Linked DNA regions of Homo sapiens: all the other regions are linked to region 2. The links are chromatin contacts, found by Hi-C or POLR2A ChIA-PET in ENCODE. All regions are on one chromosome and are shown on one strand. The core of a region is the stretch at or near the end of the contact, and the rest is flanking DNA. Distances in the headings are between cores, read along the strand shown.

Region 1 (4,352 bases), core at 1,600-4,099, 110 kb after region 2:
TATATTATAGACTATTGCCTCTGTGCTACAAACCTGTACAGAAGTTACTGCACCGTAGGCAACTGTAACACAATGGTAAGTATTTATGTATCTAAATGAATCTAAACATAAAAATGTACAGTAAAATTGTAAGTCAATGAGAGAAGTGGTATGTGCTATATATACTTTTATATGACTAGAAGTAGGTTTGTTTACACCAGCATATGAGTAATGCATTGCATTATGATATAATGCATTGCACTATTGATGACCATAATGTCACTGGACAATAGATATTTTTCCACTCCATTATAACTTTATGGGACGACTGTTTTATATGCAGTCTGTCATTGACTGAAACATCATTATGTTGTATGTCACTGTAATTACATAAGGTGCTTCTAATAAAGGACTGTTATTCAAAAACACAAAGATTTCATAAAGCTCAACAATAAAAAACAAACAACCCAATGTGAAAGTAAGCCAAAGACTTTAACAGATACCTCACCAAAGAAGATATACAGATGGCAAATAACCATATGAAAATATGTTCCACATCATATGTCATTAGGGAAATGCAAATTAAAGCAATAGTAAGATACTATTAAATACCTCTTAGAATCCCCCAAATTTGGAAGACTGACAACACCAAATGCTGGTGATGTAGAGCAACAGGAACTCTCATTCATTAATGGTGGGAATGCAAAGTAGTACAGACACTTGGGAAGACAATTTGGTTGTTTCTTATAAAACTGAAGATACTCTTACCATATGATCAGCTGTTTGGTATTTACCCAAAAAGTTTAAAACTAATGTCCACACAAAACCTGCACTTTATTGTTTTAAGAGCTATGTTCATAATTGCCAAAACTTGGAAGAAGCAAGATGTCTTGCAGTATATAAATGGATAAATTAACTGTGGTACATCCAGACAATGGAGCATTACTCAGTGCTAAAAAGAAATAATATCTATTAGGCCATGAAAAGACATGGAAGACCTTAAATGCATATTATTAGTGAAAGAAGCCAACCAAAAAGAGCTTCATACTATATAATCCAACTATGTGACATTCTGGAAAAGGCAAAACTATGAATACAGTAAAAAGATCAGTGGTTGCCAGGAGGGAGGCAGTGGGGGGTGGGGGGACGGTGTGAATCAGCAGAGCACAGAAGATTTTCAGGGCAGTGAAAATACAGCATCTGTATGATACTGTAATGATGGATACATGTTATTATACATTTGCTCAAAGCCATAGAATGGACACCAAAAGCAAACACTAATACAAACTTTTGACCTGGGTGATTCTGATGTGTCAATATAATTTTATCAATTATAACAAATGTTTGCTAATACAAACTTTTGACTTGGGTCATTCTGATGTGTCAATATAATTTTATCAATTATAACAAATGCACAGGAGATGTTGATAATAGAGTAGGCTATGCATATGTGGGGGCAAAGGGTACATGGAAACTCTCTGAGCCTTCCTCTCAATTTTACTGTGAACTGACAACAGCTTTTAAAAAAATAGTCTTTCAATATGAAAAAAGTCAGGGATTTCCATTTTTGCCTTGTCACAGAAAATTTAAAAAACAGGGGCAAGAGACAATCATAATCTTGCAATCTCAGTAAAGCAATACTAACATATCAATGCATTTCCTTTCCCTTGCTTTCCCATCTATCTTTTTACAAACTGGTTGTAATCATGTTAAATATATTTTACCCTGGTTTTTAATTTAACGTCATATCCTAAGTAGTTTCTCTGTTTCCACATGATTTAAAAAAAAAAATCAGTTTAATATAACATAATAATTTACTGGATATGCCATAAGTCTCTGAAATAATCCCTGCTGTTCCTATTACAACTGTAAATATATCTCTTCTCTGTTTTTTCTTGCTTCTGAAATTAAGCTGATTATTTGGTATAAATTCATGCAATCCAGAAATGCCACATTCAATCATGCATTCCACATACATTATTGACTACTTGATGCCAAGTACTGAGTTAGTCTCTAGGTATGTAGTGGTAGACAGAAAAGTTATTGCCCCGGCCTTATAAAAATGTATAATCTAGTGGGGGAAGGCAGGAACAGGTATTTTAAAAATGGATACAAATAATTATATATTTCTGAACTATGATAATGTTATGAATGAAAAAGCATGGTGCTTTGAGAAAAAACACTTGGAGAATTGGAGGGGGACACCCATTTTAATTGTGTGTTCAGAGAATACTTTTCTGAGAATGTGGCATTTCCAAATGATTAAAGGCAGCTAGCATAATAGAAATCTGAGGAAATATGATTCCAGATAGAGCAAACTATATGTGCCAAGGCCTGAAGCAGAAATGTGCTTACAGGGTTTCAGGAATGAAGCAAGAGGAAACCAGTGTGACTGGAGAGGGAGTGTCCTGAGATGAGGCTGGGGTGAGATCATGTTGGGCATTGTGTTGTCATGAAATTTGGATTTGATTTTATAGGAAATGAGATTTGATAGACCTTGAAGAGGGCAGAGGCATAATTGCTTTTATGAGAATGGTTGGAGACCTGCAAGAGTGAATGAAGACAGAAAGATTAAACAATGCAGAGTCCAGATGGGGGAAAATGGAGGCTTTTGCTAGAAAGTAGAAGTAGAGATGGAAAAGAAAAGATGAATTCAAAACATGCTTTGGAGGTAGACTTGATAGAAATGTATTTGATTGGAAGTAGGGGTAAAGAAAACGGTAATTCCAAGAATGACCCATATACAAACTGTGGTGGCTTTGTAACATGCCACTTTGGCTAGGCTGAATTACATTTCTGGTGAGGGTGGGCCACGGAGAAATTCTTGCAAGATTTGGAAGGCAGGAAGGAAGTCTCAGCTATTTTGTGGTTCACACGCCTTGTCGCTTATCTGCTGATTCACCACCTTGGAATGAGGCAGCAGCTGAGCCTGCAACTGTTCAACTTTCCTCTAAACTTTCCTTCAGCTTCTCCAACTTTTGGACCAATTCTATAGCACCATGATGAAGGGCCTTTGCTTCTGCAGGTCACCCATACCACCAAAGCCAATAAATGTGGTTTTGCTCTGTTCTGAGGAGTTTCAGTTCATGCCTGTGGGTTCCAGCTCTTTCTTAATATCCTTGTATTACATCATGTTCTCTTTTTCACTGTCTGCCCTCTGGACTTCATGCCCAAGCAGCAGACACAAAGACAGCAGCCTTACGGAAAGTGTTTAGCCCCCACAATGGTATCAGGCAAAATCCCTGTAACAGACTTGTCTGTTACTGACTTGACTGATCATAAATGAAAGTAACGTGTTTCCAACATTTTGCAGAAAAGTCGCATGATTATTAGTAGTATAATACTTATTGCTATGTTCACAATGGCTTGTGTTCAATACTACTCATCTTCATTTTTGTTGACAAGTGTCATGTACAAGGATAAAATTTTTGCTGAAATCATACCTTTTTCTAAGAAGTCTATGCTGCTTTAATTTAGCTCACTGAGTTGTTCCTTAAAATGATTTTTCTTAATCTATTGGTCTGACTATAAGCAACTTATTCTTTAAGTCTAATAAAGAGAGATTGAGTGTACCTATTTTCTTTATTTATGAATTATACTTACATAGAAATCTATCTGCTCATTACAAGACTATTGGTTAAGATAGGTATAATCACGACTGTCACAAAAATGTTATTCAAAGTTCCATCATGATCATAGAACCTCATACCTCATCTTGAAATTTTGAGGGATACAAAATTAAGACAGTAAGAGAGGAGAGAGTGACAGAGACATACAAACAAAAAGAGAAAATAAAGAGAAAGAGAAAGTGAATGAGAGACAGAAATGTGCTTTTAAAGAAGTTAAGATAATAGTAACTCTGAGTTGCTCCAGAGGAAAGGAATACAAATTTCTCTGTATTAGAGGGATTTTCTGTTTTTGGGAAAAGAAGTCTTAATTTTGGCTTGAATATAGAATCAAGCCATTTTAGTCATTTTATTTGAATTAAGACTTTCAAGTTCTGAAAGCTATCAAGATAAACTTAATGTCATTACAAAATAGTGAAAATACAATAATTGCAAAGTGTAATTTCAGTGAAGCCAGTACTGCTGCTGGAGGTTCTGGATAAATGTCCCTTACACACAGGGTGTAGAAAAGGTTGGGACTGACTGAAAGTGTCTGGAGAAAATGGGAATGCTGCCTATGATGTACTCATTAGTGGAACAGGTCTGCCATTGTTTCTGAGAAGAAAATGGAGACTGAAGGCAATGTTATTCTGAAATTACCTAAATAACTAAAATTATGAAAATATACATAAATAAAAGTTAAAAAATCAATTATTTGAATTATTTAGGAAAAGGAATCAGGCCTGAGTTGGTATCAGTTGAGCCCAA
Region 2 (4,718 bases), core at 2,127-4,626:
ATTTAGCTCCTAGTATTTAACAACTACTATAATTTTAAAATCTACTTTCAATTAAGAAAACCTTGTAATTCTAAAAAGTGGTTATGTTCCAAAGAAGTGCTGAAATGTCAACTGAATACAAGTCCACTTTATGTCTGGCAGGAACTGTTCAGTTGTCGTGTGGCTTAGCATTGAAAAGCTCGCTCCAAAGTGCTACTGACAGGCCTGGTCTAGTGTGGCATTTAATATTTCCCTTTATACATTTCCCCATGGTGTCAGAACAATCTCCAGTAATCAAAAGAGGTGAAAAGAGCTAGAATAAAATATTCGTTAAATCTAAACATACACAATTGACGTGTTCAAGAAAATGTGCATAAGGAGTGTATTATTGATTTTAACAATGAAGATCATTTATGATTCTGGAAACAAGGTAGCTTTTGAGAATATGACAATTATCTCCTTTATGTTGCCAAAACTCTATATAGATGGATTAGTTTTATGAAGAAAAGGAGTCTTTAAAGCAGCACACCTTTTTGAAAGTTAATCTAGTAGGACTCTGTCATTGAAGAATCAAGTCCAAGTTTCATGGAAAATTTCCTTTATGTTTTAAAATTTAATTTATGTTGAAATTAGTGCAGGTAGTTGACATAGAAATGAGTTGAATTATTTACACAGAGTACTTGGAGATCCTACTTGGTACATAAAAGGCTTGAAATCTATCAGCTCATCATTTACTGGACAGTTGCTGACTCTAGATGTTTACAGGCATAAGATTAATCAGAATTTCTTTAAAACGAAAAGTTTCCTCAAAAAATCTGAAAACAGAGGTGTCATATAATCTAGCAATTCCACTTCTAGGTATCTCCCCAACAGAAAGGAAATCAGTGTATTGAAGAGATATCTGCACTCCCTTGTTTGTTGAATCACTGTTCACAATAGCTAAGATTTGGAAGCAACCTGCGTCCATCAGCAGATGAATGGATAAAGAAAATGTGGTACTCATACACAATAGAGTACTATTCAGACATAAAAAGAATGAGATCCTATCATTTGCAGCAACATGGATGGAACGGAGATCATTATGTAAAGTGAAGTAAGCCAGGCATAGAAAGACAAACATCACATGTTCTCACTTATTTGTGGGATCTAAAACTCAAAACAAACTCTTGGACATAGAGAGTAGAAGTATGATTATCAGAGGCTGGGAAAGGTAGTGCATTCGAGGGTGGGGGTGGGGTATACAGAGGAGATTAGGATGATTTATGGGCACACAAAACAATGGACCGAAAGAATGAAAAAGACCTACTATTTGATAGCACAACAGAGTGACTATGGTCAATAATAATTGTACATTTTAAAACAACTAAATGAGGGTAATCAGACTGTTTATAATAAAAAGGATAAATACTTGAGGGAATGAATGCCCCATTCTCTATTATTTGATTATTACACATTGCATGCCTGTATCAAAACATCTTATGTATCCTATAAATATATATATCTACTATGTGCCCACAAAATTAAAAATAAAACAAAAATAATATAATCTTTAATCATTTAACATATAAAAGGTAAGGTCATGTCTATGCTAAAATGAAAGAAAGAGCAAATTTGTGGTAAATTGTATAGCTTTTGTTCTCCTGGCAATGTTTATTCTATAACTGGGTCTTTCTTTTTTGTATTTTTAAAGTAAGCATTTAATCAAAAACATTTAGTCAAAACATCATGTTTTTGTTTGTTTATTTGTAAGAAATTATATTTCAACATATGTAGGTTAAAAATGTGTTAGTTTGGTTTATTTTCTTTGTTATTTTATCTCCTTTTTTTTTTCTTTCAGATCATCACTCAGCCTTGGTGAATTGTTTTGATTAGAGAGAGAGAGGTCTTTGAGATGGTTTGCAGTGAGAGCGTCATGGTTTGTGCAGGCAGGCAGTATTCTTTTTGTCTTTTTATTGGGCCAAGGACATCTACAGATTTTATCAATAGGTGCATAAAAATTTGTAGATGGGGGTGGAACAAAGTTTCATTCTCTCCATAGACACAGCACCAAAATTATCAAATTGAACACATTTCTACTTGAGAAGGCTCAAGATTTGTCCTTAGCCTGAATTGTGCATGTTCTTCCTTTTAATATGCATTTTTTTAAATGCCAGGGGAAATTTAAGCGGTGTTTATTAAAGCAGAAATGTATTGATGACATGTGTTGGAGGTTTTATTTCAATCCCCCGAGTTCTGCAATGAACAGATCTGTTTTACACTCAGCCCAGGCAGCCTGATTTACCCACTGGCCCTTCTGTTGGATACCTGGTGATTTTATTTTTCATCCGTGATATGGTTCGGTTGCCCCCATTAAAAAACATATGTTTAATTGAAACTTTTAAAGAAAATTTGAGAAAATCTTATTTAAAGAAGTTTATCACACATTATAAAGAACTTTTTGAGACAGAAAATATTTTAAGAGGAAAAAAAGCCTTAATTTTCTAACTGTTTGTAGTGATGCTCAGTGACATTGCTTTGATATAGAGGAGTATGATAAGGGCTGTTAGCTGATTTTCTGAGATCAACCCATTTTAATGTACTTGTCCAATAATTAACTCAATACTAGATGAAAGCAGTCTTCCAAATTCCAACATTAAGTTTTAATACCAAGCCAGGTATGAGGCATTCAAACTCATTGCAGCAAACAGGTTTCTAAGTGTGGCTTTTTCTTTCATGCAGAGAAGGGACTGATTAGTTTCCCAAACCATAAAAATTGTTTTCTTTCTTTTTCTTTTTCTTTTTTTTTTTTTTTTGAGGGGGGCGGGGTGCGGTTCTGAAACTGATTTCTTGGTTGTCTCCATTACTCACAAATCCGCTTGCCATATTTGGTAGCAAAGGCAGGGGCTAAACTTATCTTAGCTGTTGCCCACAATTTATGAAGAGATAATCCAGTTCATAGGAAATGAGGTACTTCAAGTATTTGAGGAATGGCAAGTATTTCTTTGTCAGCATTGATTCAGCTTCAAATACGTCTCCTACTGATCTCTGGACTACCGCTCTACGCCGCATTGATCCATGCAGGAATAATTGTAAAGAGTTTCCAGGATTTCTTTTACTATCAGAAAAACAACACCCTGGAATCACTTTGCCTGTGGTTTATAGTGAAAACAGCCGTCTGAGCATTTTGAGCCAATAGCTTTGGATAAGGTGTGTAATTTGTTTGGTGCTAAGTTCTGTGACATGAAAAGTAAATTACAATTGGGAAGGATAGTGGGAAGAGGGATACCATTATTAAAGAAAAAGAAGAAAAGAAAAAAATATTGTTTCAGCAGCAAGGATTTTTGAGGTTTAATTCTTCTCCCCACTCCAAATTTGCTGGCTTGAGGCTACTCATCGCTTCATTGCCACCCATAAAAGCACATGGATTTTAAGCTGATGAAAAAGATGGACATGGATTATGCCTTTTCCTCTGCCAATGCTATGAGAATACCTTGGTTCACTAGAAGAAATGCTGACAGGTAAAAATGAATAGAATATCATAATTTTTATTCAAATAGGATAGCAAATGCTTGTAAAATATTCCTAAAATTGTGCATAACCTTTGATTCAGATAAATCGCTTTTAAGAATATAGAAATAATCATGTGTTTGAGCCCGGAGTTTGCTGCCTAACCATGGCACATTAACATAGGTAAAATTAGGAACAACTTGAATGTCCAAGTGTGGTCTGAATGAATATATTGAGGTATACACTAGTAAAAATGTAAGTAGGTGGACTCATACCTTCGCAGCAATGATACACTCTTGTAGGCATTGAAAATGTGTTGATACTAATCTAGATACTGAGCATAAAGAATTAAGGAAGAAAAACAAGGTCTATGATCGTATTGAATTTATATTATGTATGGAAGAATTGATAGTGACAGAAAAGTACATTTAACATATATTTTTAAGATAAAAATTAGGTGGCTAAACCTGGGTTTCCCAGGAAGCAAATCTAATGGCAGATGGCTTATGTACTATTGCTTTATTAGCAAGTGCCATCCCAGGAAAGAGAAGTGACAGAGCAGGGGAGTAAGGCAGGGAAGAAAGGGAGAGCCAACAGGAGGAGAAGGCATTATTGATATTGATAGTGATATTGGTCACTGCTGAGTTAAACTGATTGCTGGTTAAGTGAGGCTGAGCCCTCCTCAAGTAGCCATGTAAAGCATCTCTCTAGACTCTGTAGAGTAAGGGTTGGGAGCAGAAAGGGGGAAGAATGTGTCCATTGGCTTCTATATCTATTGGTCATTTTTTTCCCTCTGGGGTGTTAATTCTTCCACACTTCCAGGTTATTCATGTGTGGACAGGCACTGAGTAGATGCATCTGTGGGCATCCCCAAGGCATTTCAGGTATGCATGTTTGAAGTAGGTCAAAGCCCACCCAGGAGATGCCTGGGTGTTTGATGCATGTAGAACACTGATTGAGTAGGTTACGAAATATATGATTACTATGATTCCGTTTTTGATGTAGAAATACTTAAAATGTTAACAATGATTATAGTTGGGTTTTTGGAATATGGTTTGTGTTTGTGTTCTTTTTGTCTTTGCATTTTTTTCTTGCAATGAACATGGATTGGTTTTGCAGTAAGAAAAAAACTAAAAACTTATATTTTTAAAATGGAAATTTGTCATTCTTCATATTTCACAAATTATGATTTTTCTCCAATGTTATTTACTTAAAATTTTTCATTCTTCTTATTTCACAAATTATGTTTTTTT
Region 3 (4,616 bases), core at 286-2,785, 120 kb before region 2:
AACACAGAAAATACTGTTTTGCTGGCAATATTCTTTGCTTCAGTAAATCATGCTTCCATTCACCAACTTTTCCAAACCAGTAATATGGGAGTCATCCCTAGTATCACTCTGTTCCTTATATTCGCTGTCACCAAGGACTGTTGACTCTAAATCTGAACTCCTTCCCAATCCATCTAATTTTCTTTAATCCAAACCATCCATTCCCTATCTCTTTCATTATTACTGCAAGTCTCTCACATGTCCTCTCCAACTCTAATTTTGCTTCCCCTTCATCTGTTCCTTGCATTGCTGCTGGAGTGATCTTTCAAAAACACAAACTTGCAAATGACTCCCTGCATAAAAGTACTCAGTGATTTTCCATTTCCTTCAGAATAAAGTCCAGACTCCTTAGCTGCATTATAAGGGCCTGTGTGGTCTGGCCTCACTCATATCTAACAGTTCTCCTTACAAATTACCCCCCTTAGAAATGAAACTATTTCCACATTTCAAAAGTGGTGAGGTATCTCTCTCACTTAACCACCATATGCTGCTTATGCTGGCCTACCTTTTGGAAATCGTCCCTTTCCCTCTCCATTTTACCTGATAAATTTTTGATGATGTTTCAATTTAAAGCGTAGCGGATCATCTTTGACAACTAAGCTAACTTCTCTTGTTATGGGTTTCTTTAGAGTCTAGTATTTCCTTGTCTTAAGACTGATCACACTTAATTGTGGTTATATAGTGTCTGTCTTTTTTGTTGGAATGAAGACTGTGAGGAGTTGAGAACTATCAGTTCCCTGAGCCTAACATTTAGATACTGAATAACAGCTGATTACATGAATGAATGAAGAATATTTGTTAGAAGACAGAATTTTTTTAGAATTTTAAATTGCAGAGATCAAGTGAGAAGGTTCCAGTTGTATTAGATCTGAGAAATGTGATTAAAGCAGTGTTTTTGCAAGATTAATTTGACATTTTTCTGTTGAAACAGATTAGGGACAGATTAGATGGAGGTTTGTAGTGATGAGAACATAGACAAGTGGCTTCATATTAGAGTCACCTGGTGATATTAAAAAAAATACCTGTTTCCCAAGCTGCCCCAGACTGATTAAATTCACTGATTGCAAGAAAACCTAGGATTTGTACTTTTTTAAGTCAAACGCTCACACCCATCCAGGATTTTCTGAAGTTAAAATGGTAACAGTATAATTGGTATGGGCAAAATATATTTTTCCTAAGAATGATAGAATGTGAATGTGGGCTTTTCAAGTCTAGTGGACCAGAGAGCCCCATTGCAGTGTTAAAGAAATGGCGAAGTAGAAGAGGGGAGTTGTTTTAAAGAAAGAGAGAGTGACCAGGCCAAAAGTGGCTCAGTACTTTGGGAGGCTGGGGGGACAGATCACCTGAGCCCAGGAGTTTGAGACCAGCCTGGGCAACATGGCAAAACCCTGTCTCTACCAAAAATTCAAAAAATTAGCCAGGCATGGTGGCATGCATCTGTGGTCACAGCTACTCAGGAGTTTGAGGCGTGAGAATCTCTTGAGCCCAGGAGGTGGAGGTTGCAGTGAGTCAGGATCATGCACTCCAGACTGGGTGACAGAGGGAAACCCCATCTCACTATCTCCAAAAAAAAAAAAAAAAAAAAAAAGGAGGAGTAAGTTTTAGGCATGTGGGACACATATGTGTATATATACACATATATACACATACAATATATACACATATATGTGTGTATATATACACATACAATATATACACATATATGTGTGTATATATACACACATTTACACATACAATATATACACATATATACATATATAATATATAATATTATGTGTATATATAATATTATGTAAACATATATCACATATTAAATATGTATATAGGTATATATGTATATATATGTTTAAATACCTGACCATCTTCTACTAAGTTATGATTCAAATGTTCCGTTATCTAGGAGGCTTCCTCTCCTCTGCAGGGCCCATTGTCCTAGCTACACCTCAATAACTGCTTTCTTTTCTTTTTTTTTTTTGTCTTTTCCTCAACTCAATTCTAAGCTCTCTAAGGACAAGTATGTTGCCTTACTCATACTTGTGAACTCAGTGCTCAGGACACTGGCATGCATAGAATAAACACCCTCTGAATGTTTGCAGAATGAGTCAGTGATTAGATATGAGACTGGATGAATTCTCCTGAAGAGTAAATGCTAAGGAGAAAAGAGTGTCTTGTAGGAGGCATTTGCAGACAGACGAAGCTATAGAGAGGGACAATGCAAGTAACCTCAAATGAGAGTGTGGAAAGGCGGGAAAGCAGCCAGAGCTTCATTGTTATGAAAAAAGAGTGAAATGTGCTCTGTTGAAGAGTTGAAGAATGAACAAAGGATATTTAGTTTGAATGGAAGCTCAGTAATGAGAAATGAGAATGGTTGAGTTCTTAAAAGAAGCAAGTAAAGAAGAGGATTTGTGGGCTACTAATCTCATTCAGTGAATCTCATACGACCCTTGCCTAGTGTTAAATATGTTAATGAATTCATGTCATGCTGCTCAGTCTTACTAGCCTTCATCATCCAGAGTAAAATGCATATGATTCCTATGAAAATTTGTGGAAAGGAATATATTAATAGGTTAGAAGAATTAGAAGAATGAAAAGAAATAATTTTTGCTTTTTAAATGGAGAATCATGCATATTTGGAGACACAAGGGAAGAAGCCCATGGAGAAGGAGAGATGAAGCTGTAAAAGAAAGATGCTATGAATGTGCTCTCGACAGGTGAGAAGATGCCTCGACAGGTGAGGAGAGAGTATTGTGAGCCCAAGTAGAGGAGATGGCTTTGAGATGCAGAAAAATATCTCTTTCTCAAGACCCCATTTATTTTAGACGGTTCGCGGAGCAATGGTGCTCAATCAATCTTTACCATAGTTATTACATAAACCCTTTATACATTTCATCATTAATATTCTTTTCTACTATGGTTTGAGATGCAGAATAAGGAAGATAAACCTATTTGTCAGTATTTGACCATAATCAAAATCAATTTTTATCTGGAGTCTTTATGTTTGTTGCATGTGTATATGTGTTTAAAAACTAAGTTCTGGGAAGATAGCATTACACTTAATTCCGTTGGATTACTTTTGGATCATGTAAGCATACTGATTTCTAACTTGTTTAAATATTTGAATTATTTGATTCTCTACCAGAGATTAATAACTCTAAAAAAATTTACTGGTTGGATTAAAAGTGCCTGTAGTTTATCCCTATATTTCATAGAGTACAGAGCGAGATAGCACATTTGTCTGACAAATTTATATTTATGTCAGATAATATCAGTTTTGTTATCACCATCTGCATTCTGCTATATTTTAACAACAATGTGAACAGTATACATATAAAATTGTGGATTTACATGAGATATCATCATTAATTTTCAAATAACTAAACGTTATTTTGTTAGTTTAAAAACTTTAGAGTATTAAGTTAAATAGCAACTGCAGTTCTATTTTGTGTTCTTGGAAATATTACACTTTATAGAGGAGTCTATTAAGGGAAGAAGAAAACCATGCCAAATTAAAGATAGTTTAAATGATAATATAAGTGATAAAAAAACTGTTTTGATATGAAAGGAAGTTATTACATGGTATCGTGGTTATTTACTGAAGATTTATATAGTGTTTATATAGTACATGACCTACTTTTTTTAAAGTTGCTAATTGTCAGGTATCCCAAGCCAATATCTACTGCATATTTTCTGTAACAATATATGCAATGAAATTGTGTGTTATGTTTACATTATGATTTCAACGTTTGTTCTTTTCTTCAAAAATTACAGGATATCATAGAGACTGCTAGTCAGCGGAACATGTTATCCTAATATAGGTATATTTATACAAGATTTAAAATAAAGATTTTTCTATTTTCTTAATATGTGTCTAGAAGTTAAATAAACATTATAATCACAGAAGTCAGATAAAAAGAAATTCATAGTCCTCTAGACAAAAAATGTAAATCTTTTAGTTTATTAATCATTTGTAATCATAATCTAGATGTACATTTTAATATCAGAAGAATTTCCCATGTAACCACATAGTCTCTATAATGTTCATTTTAATGGACTCATAATAATAAAGTTAATATTTATTTATTTAAACACTCCTTACTGTAGGACAATTACGTTGTTTACAGTTTTCCAAATGTAGATAATATTGAACTACACTTCTTTGCAACTGTCATTTTTTCTTTCTCCTAGCTTTGGATTCACCAGACCTAGGTTTAATCTTAGCCTCTACCACTTACTAGCAGTGATTTTGGAAAATTATGTAACTACTAAATTTTAGTGCCCTCAACTATAAAATGTGATTACTATTTATTACTTTGCAAGGTTTTGTGGAAGTTAAATTCTGCAAATATTACATTCTTTTCATGCATATTTATTGAACATATATTCTGTGACAGGTGCTATTCTGGATTCTAGGGATATTCTACTGGAGAAAACAAAAGCTGAGCTGTGAGGGCATGCCACATTTAGAGGTTGGGTCATAGAAAGAAGTCAGAAAAAGAGAGAATCATTAGCCTAAGGAGAGAATCAAGAGAGAAATTGTCTTCTGGAAGCCTAGTGAAAACAGTATATTTGACAAGCAT

The links. Hi-C counts contacts between places; a loop is a spot of excess contacts on that map. ChIA-PET counts read pairs that join two places held with the same protein, here RNA polymerase II (POLR2A). Pooled maps may share reads with other maps.
Region 1: a map of PC-9 shows a loop between it and region 2 (14-fold over the local background). The contact joins the enhancer-like site here to the promoter of LINC01776 in region 2. A Hi-C loop is called at or near these places in 5 of 168 maps with a recorded cell type or tissue (A673, Calu3, IMR-90 and 2 more) and 3 of 50 pooled maps. POLR2A ChIA-PET finds 5 or more read pairs at or near these places in 4 of 52 experiments (A549, IMR-90, PC-3 and 1 more).
Region 3: a loop to region 2 is called in a map of Caco-2, with 9 times the contacts of the local background. The contact joins the enhancer-like site here to the promoter of LINC01776 in region 2. A Hi-C loop is called at or near these places in 3 of 168 maps with a recorded cell type or tissue (Caco-2, PC-9 and endothelial cell of umbilical vein) and 3 of 50 pooled maps. POLR2A ChIA-PET finds 5 or more read pairs at or near these places in 2 of 52 experiments (PC-9 and endothelial cell of umbilical vein).

Annotation. Positions count from the first base shown.
Region 1 is chr1:98,321,187-98,325,538 of GRCh38, forward strand. No RefSeq gene overlaps it. Among named protein-coding and RNA genes, the nearest start is that of LINC01776, 110 kb to the left of the region's middle. RefSeq lists an enhancer at 2,294-3,493. Within about 2 kb of position 2,850, at least 15 of the 41 ENCODE cell types and tissues checked have a DNase peak (open chromatin) inside an H3K27ac peak, as active enhancers do; they include A673, IMR-90, PC-3 and 2 more, where a contact is called at or near this core.
Region 2 is chr1:98,207,335-98,212,052 of GRCh38, forward strand. LINC01776 (long intergenic non-protein coding RNA 1776) reads left to right here and starts at 3,377. Exons shown (of 3, transcript NR_046088.1): 1 at 3,377-3,476. All of the region lies in intron 1 of LOC124900404 (a long non-coding RNA gene), which reads left to right.
Region 3 is chr1:98,084,821-98,089,436 of GRCh38, forward strand. The region is part of intron 1 of LOC124900404 (a long non-coding RNA gene); the gene reads left to right. Among named protein-coding and RNA genes, the nearest start is that of MIR137HG, 37 kb to the left of the region's middle. RefSeq lists an enhancer at 2,062-2,611. Within about 2 kb of position 1,536, at least 2 of the 41 ENCODE cell types and tissues checked have a DNase peak (open chromatin) inside an H3K27ac peak, as active enhancers do.